Regions from separate parts of the Homo sapiens genome. Here region 2 is linked to region 1. The links are chromatin loops, found by intact Hi-C in ENCODE. Cell type or tissue: Panc1. All regions are shown on one strand. Links, peaks and the distances in the headings refer to the core of each region. The heading gives the core; the rest is flanking DNA.

Region 1 (2,913 bases), core at 116-2,615:
ATTATTTTTATTCTCATTTTTTTTTTGAGGCAGGGTCTCCCTCTGTTGGCCAGGCTGGAGGGCAGTGGTGAGATCTTGGCTTGCTGCAGCCTCAACTCAACCTCCCAAGCTCAAGTGATTTTCCCACCTCAGCCTCCCAAGTAGTTGGGACTGCAGGTGCCTGTCCGCCATGACCAGCTAATTTTTAAATTTTTTTTGTAGAGATGGGGTTTTGCCATGTTGCTCAGGCTAGACTCGAACTCCTGAGCTCAAGTGATCCTCCCACCTTGGCCTCCCAAAGTGCTGGGATTATAGGTGTGAGACACTGCATCCGGCTCCCAAATTTCCCCTTTTTATAAGGACACCAGTTGTACTGACCGGGGCCCCACCTCTATGACCTCATCTAACCTTCATTAACTCCTTAAAGGCCCTATCTCCAAATACAGGCACACTGGGGGTTAGGGCTTCAACCTATGGATTTGGGGGATGCAATTCAGTCTATCACAGTGCCAAGCTGCACCTGCTCGGTGAGCCAGAACAGGGGTGGGGAAGGCACCAGGCCCTGGTGCTTCTTTCCCATGCCTGAGTCACTCTACTTGGTTCTAGTAGGGAGAGGAGCATGGGCCGAAGGCAGTGCTGCAACATGGAAGGGGCAGAACATCCCAACCCGCTCTGGGCCCCCAGTGTCTTCTGCTGTACAAAGCAGGTGTTTTCACCCCCCGAGGATGTGTCCTCCCTTCCTGGCTCACCAAGCATTTAAATGTAGACAGAAAATTTATTTATCTGGGGTGCGGTTTCCTCAGGGGGAAGTTGAGGTCACGACCCCTGAGGTACCTTAACCCAAAGGCCTCCAGGGCACTGGCCCCAGAGTCTCCAGCAGGTGCTTCCTCCCTGAATGCTTCCATATGGCAAGATCAGAGCCACAAATGCTGCCCCGACGCTGTTCCGGTAACCGACGTTGCAGACCCAAGAAAGTCTGGGATGGTAGTGGCCAGGAACGGGGTGTGCCACGGCCCCACCTCTCAGAGCAGGGAGGAGGATGCTGGGCCAGCCCTTGGGGACCCCAGGCACCGTGGCCACAGGAGTCAGAGCTCTGCATGTCTGCACCATGTCCTGGGCTCCTGTCCTGCTCATGCTGTTTGTCTACTGCACAGGTGAGGGAACCCCCAGATCCCAAAGACTCCTGCCCCTTCCTTCATCCTGCCCTGCCCCCACGGCCCACATGCATCTGTGTCACCAGGTTGTGGTCCTCAGCCGGTGCTGCATCAGCCGCCGGCCATGTCCTCGGCCCTTGGAACCACAATCCGCCTCACCTGCACCCTGAGGAACGACCATGACATCGGTGTGTACAGCGTCTACTGGTACCAGCAGAGGCCGGGCCACCCTCCCAGGTTCCTGCTGAGATATTTCTCACAATCAGACAAGAGCCAGGGCCCCCAGGTCCCCCCTCGCTTCTCTGGATCCAAAGATGTGGCCAGGAACAGGGGGTATTTGAGCATCTCTGAGCTGCAGCCTGAGGACGAGGCTATGTATTACTGTGCTATGGGGGCCCGCAGCTCGGAGAAGGAGGAGAGGGAGAGGGAGTGGGAGGAAGAAATGGAACCCACTGCAGCCAGGACACGTGTCCCTTGAACTGAAGACAGCAGAGGCACGCATCCCCTTGGAGAGACTGTCATGGAAGAGGGTGGAGTCGCCGCCCGAAGCGCCGAGGAGGCTGAGCCACTCAGCATCTCCTGGTCCTGCAGTGTTGCTGTAAATCCCCATTGGAGACTGCATTAGGGAATTAAAGCTGCTTGTCACTTTTTGCTGAGTTTGGTCTGACTGTTGTGCGACTTCGTAGTACCAGCCTTGGGCAAAGGCCCGGGGCCCCGGGAGACTGGCAGATCACTGTGGTGAGCACTCACCTGAGTCCTTACTTTTGTGGGCCATGGGAGGCAAGGGGTTGACCGAAGCACCCTGGAGGGGCATCCATGCCCAGGACAGGACCCTCTGGTGTCATCTGATTCTGCCCAGCGGTTACAGGGCAAACAAGCTTAGAAAGCACCTGGTCTGGGCCTCCAGGGAGAACAGGAGCCAGGTAATAGGCCTAGAGTGGGTTCTCCACCTTGGTCCTATCGACGTTTTGGGCTGGACAGTTCTTGGTTGTGGGGCTGTCCTGCGGATTGTTGAATGGTGAGTGGTTATCTGTGGCCTCTACCCACCAGATGCCCCTTCCCAGTTGTGACAAACAAAAATGTCTCCAGACATTGCCAAATGTCCCCAGGTGGTAAACTCACACTGATTGTGAACCACTGGTCTAGATGAGCAAGTAAATGCATTTACTTATTTGTACAAGAGAGTGGCAGGTGTCGGCAAACATGTTCTTTTTTTCCTTTTTTTAGGGATAAAGTCTTGCTCTGTGGTCCAGGCTGGAGTGCAGTGGTGCAATCATAGCTCACCGCAGCTTCAAACTCCCAGGCTCAAGTGATTGTCCTGTCTCAGCCTCCTGAGCAGCTGAGACTACAGGCGTGCATCACCATGCTTGGCTATTTATTTAGTTTTATTTTTGGAGAGATGAATGTCTCACTATGTTGCTCAAGCTGATCTCAAACTCCTGAGCTCGAGTGATCCCCCTGCTTGGGCCTCCTAAAGTGCTGGGATTAGAGGCGTGAGCCACTGCACCCAGCCCATTTTCTATAAAGAGCCAGGTGGTAAATATTTTTGGCTTTGTGGGCTATGCGATCTCTGTCACAACTGTTCAATTCTGTCCTAGTAGCAAGAAAGCAGCCACAGACAAACATGTCAACAAAGAGGCATGGCTGTGTTCTTATAAAGCTGTATTTACAGAAACAGATGGGGCTACACTGGGCTGGGTATGGCGCCCAGGCTGTAGTTTGCTGAGCCCTGCTCGGGAGCACTCCAGCTCCTGTCTCCAGGTTTTAAGCAAGCCATGCT
Region 2 (2,913 bases), core at 123-2,622, 60 kb before region 1:
CTTAACTTTTTTCTCCAAAAAAAAAATGTAGCTTCAGAAAAACTTCTGGAATGGTGGTATGAGGCCATCAGAAAACCTGATTCACCATACAAGCAATGAGAACAGCAGTAAAAATGATATAAATCTACTTTTCAGAACTCTGTACATTACCAAAAGCTTACAAAATTCTGGGAATCATAAAAAATAGTAATAACAGCCAGACATGGTGGCTCATGCCTATAATCCCAACACATTGGGAGCTGAAGCAGAGCGATTGCTTTATCACTCCTGGGATTTTGTGATCAGACTGGGCAACAGAGTGAGGCCTCTTCTCTAAAAAACATTTTAAAAAAGTAGCTATATGTGGTGGTGTGTGGGTGTAGTTGCAGCTACTGGGGAGGCTGAAGGTGGAGGATCACTTGAGTCTGGGAGGTGGAGGCTGCAGTGGGCTGTGATTGTGCCACTCTACTTCAGCCTGAGTCATAAAGCAATACCCTGTCTGAATCAATCAATCAATCAATTAAAATAATGTGGAATCTCTGTAAGAATCTGAAGCTTTGTGGTGATTTTATTTCTTTTGCTCTCTCCCAAGTTCCACAGTAGCCTTAAAAACCAACAGCCTCAAATCTCCTGGATCTAGGGAAACTAGAAAAATAGCATTCACTGAAGCAACCAAATACCAGATCTGGAATTTTCTCAAAAGCCCCATTCCCGTGCGACTGTCATTATTTGAGCTTTCCAAAGCTCAGAAAAGCTTCACGCTCTGTACTTTTCTAAATGTGAATTGTCTCAGAGCTCGCTTGGTTTAAACAGCTTCATCCTCAATACATTTATCAAAACAATCAGTGAGATCTGTTAAGGTCCTGAGTCAGTGATACAAGATGGGGTCAATAAAAGGCTGACCAAAAACCTTGAGAGAAAAAAACTGGGTGTCAGAATCTGTAGAAGATTTTGATGAGCTCTGCCATATTCCTGGAAAGACAGAAGATCACTCTCATGCTCAGAGTTATGTGCATGGCCAGGTAAAAATTAGGAAAGTCCTTAATTTTCGACACTGGCTGAAATCAACAAGGAAGGCTAAAATAGAGTTGTAAAGTGGCGGGGTTTTGCAGTCATGACCCAACCCCTGCACAGAGCATTCGGCAAATGCTGAGGAATGTGTTGTTCGAGGCGTTTAAGAACATGTCTGTCCAATAATAAGCTAATGACTGATATAATTGAGCAGAGACTGCAGTGGCTGCACAAGCAAAGAAAACAGACTTAGAGAATTATTCCAGTACCGTGAAACAATAAATCATCATCAACAATAACAACTACAACAAAACCAGAAGCAATTATGACAAATATTTTAAGGAAAGAATCTGATTTCCAGAATCGTCACATTGTGTGACTGAGAAGCTCCATTTGGCAAAGTGAAATTTTGAGGCAGGGACACAGCAAAGTACTGTCCATACACAGGGTTAAAAAGGAAAGCAAAGCAAAACATAAAAACAAACAAACAACATTAAAAATAAGTTGACAAAATGATGTCCAGAGATGCATTTGGTGGTTACTACATAAAAACTTCAAATTAGCTTTTGTAAATGTGGTCAAATAAATAAATAAAACAACGTTAACAATTGTTAAGGAAAGTACGGAAAGAATGCCTCATTACAGAGAGAACATTGGCGGGGTGCAGTGCCTCACACCTGCAATCACAGAACTTTGTGAGGCCAAGGCAGACAGATCTCTTGAGCCCAGGAGTTTGAGGCTAGCCTGGGTAACATGGCCAAACCATGTCTCTACAGGAAATACAAAAAAGCTAGCTGGGCATGGTGGTGCATGCCAGTAGTACCAGCTACTCAGGAGGCTGAGGTGGGAGGATTTCTGGAGCTTGGGAGGCAGAAGTTGCAAGAGCAAAGATCATGTCAATGCACTCCATCCTGGGGGACAGAGCAAGAGTCTGTCTCTAATAATAATATAATAATAATAACAATAGAGAATACTAATAAAGAGGTATAGAAGAAAGGATCATTGAATTAAAGACAGATAAATTGATAATTATTCTGTTCCAAGAATAGAAAAAAATGACAAACAGTCTGCACAACCTGAGAGACGATGTGACACCAATCAAATGTTCCAATACACACATAGTAAGTTTCAGTCCTTCCACCATGTGAGCTCGCAGTGAGAAGATGGCAGTCTATGAACCAGTAAGCACATCCTTACCAAACACCGAAGTATCTGCTTGTACTTTGATTTTGGACCTTCCAGCTTCCAGAACTAAACTCTGACCTATTTTTTTTGGACATTTGCATAGTGTGGGCCTCAGAAGGAAGCTGGCTGGAATTTGACATCACAGCCACTAGTAGTCTGTGGGTTGTAACCCCACAGCATAACATGGGGCTTCAGCTGAGCGTAGTGACAGAGGATGGAGTCCACATCCACCCTCTAGCTGCAGACCTGGTGGGCAGAGACAGCACTTAGGCTATGCAGCCCTTCATGGTGGCTTTCTTCAAAGTCATTGTGGTCCATGTGTGCATCACCAGGTCAGCCTCTGGCTGGCGTTGACAGCAGAGTTGTACTCACTTTACCCAGTCCCACTACGTGGCTCAAGTCTCCAGTACTTCAGATTACATCAGCAGCAAATTAAAAACAGCCTGCAGGAAGCATGAGCTATATGTGAGCTTCCAAGACCTGGATGGCAGGACTGGTTCATCGCACCCAAGGGCTATGCTGCTAATTACTGTGATGTAGAATGCTCCTTCCCAATCAATGGACATGTGAATGCAATCAACCATGTGATCATTCAGACCTTGGTTCACCTTATAGATCCTGAATATGTCCCAAAGCTGTGCTGTGTGCCAACTAAACTCAATGCCATTTTGGTTCTTTACTTCAATGACAATTCCAAAATCACCTTGAAAAAAATACAGAAATATGGTTGTAAGAGCT

The links. A loop is a pair of places that touch in the nucleus more often than their neighbours do. Peaks named below come from ENCODE experiments on the same cell type or tissue, not always from the same donor. Only the 100,000 strongest peaks of a DNase experiment are listed, where the experiment ranks them.
Region 2: a loop joins it to region 1, with 5 times the contacts of the local background. A loop is called at or near these places in 6 of 110 quality-filtered maps.

The regions. Positions count from the first base shown.
Region 1 is chr22:22,243,727-22,246,639 of GRCh38, forward strand. VPREB1 (V-set pre-B cell surrogate light chain 1) reads left to right here and starts at 1,060. Exons shown (of 2, transcript NM_007128.4): 1 at 1,060-1,133; 2 at 1,220-1,789. The coding sequence starts at 1,088. The coding sequence ends at 1,611. It also overlaps IGL. In Panc1, for the core only: no CTCF peak of the experiment used is centred there; no DNase peak of the experiment used is centred there.
Region 2 is chr22:22,183,698-22,186,610 of GRCh38, forward strand. It overlaps IGL and the pseudogene BMP6P1. Among named protein-coding and RNA genes, the nearest start is that of VPREB1, 60 kb to the right of the region's middle. In Panc1, for the core only: no CTCF peak of the experiment used is centred there; no DNase peak of the experiment used is centred there.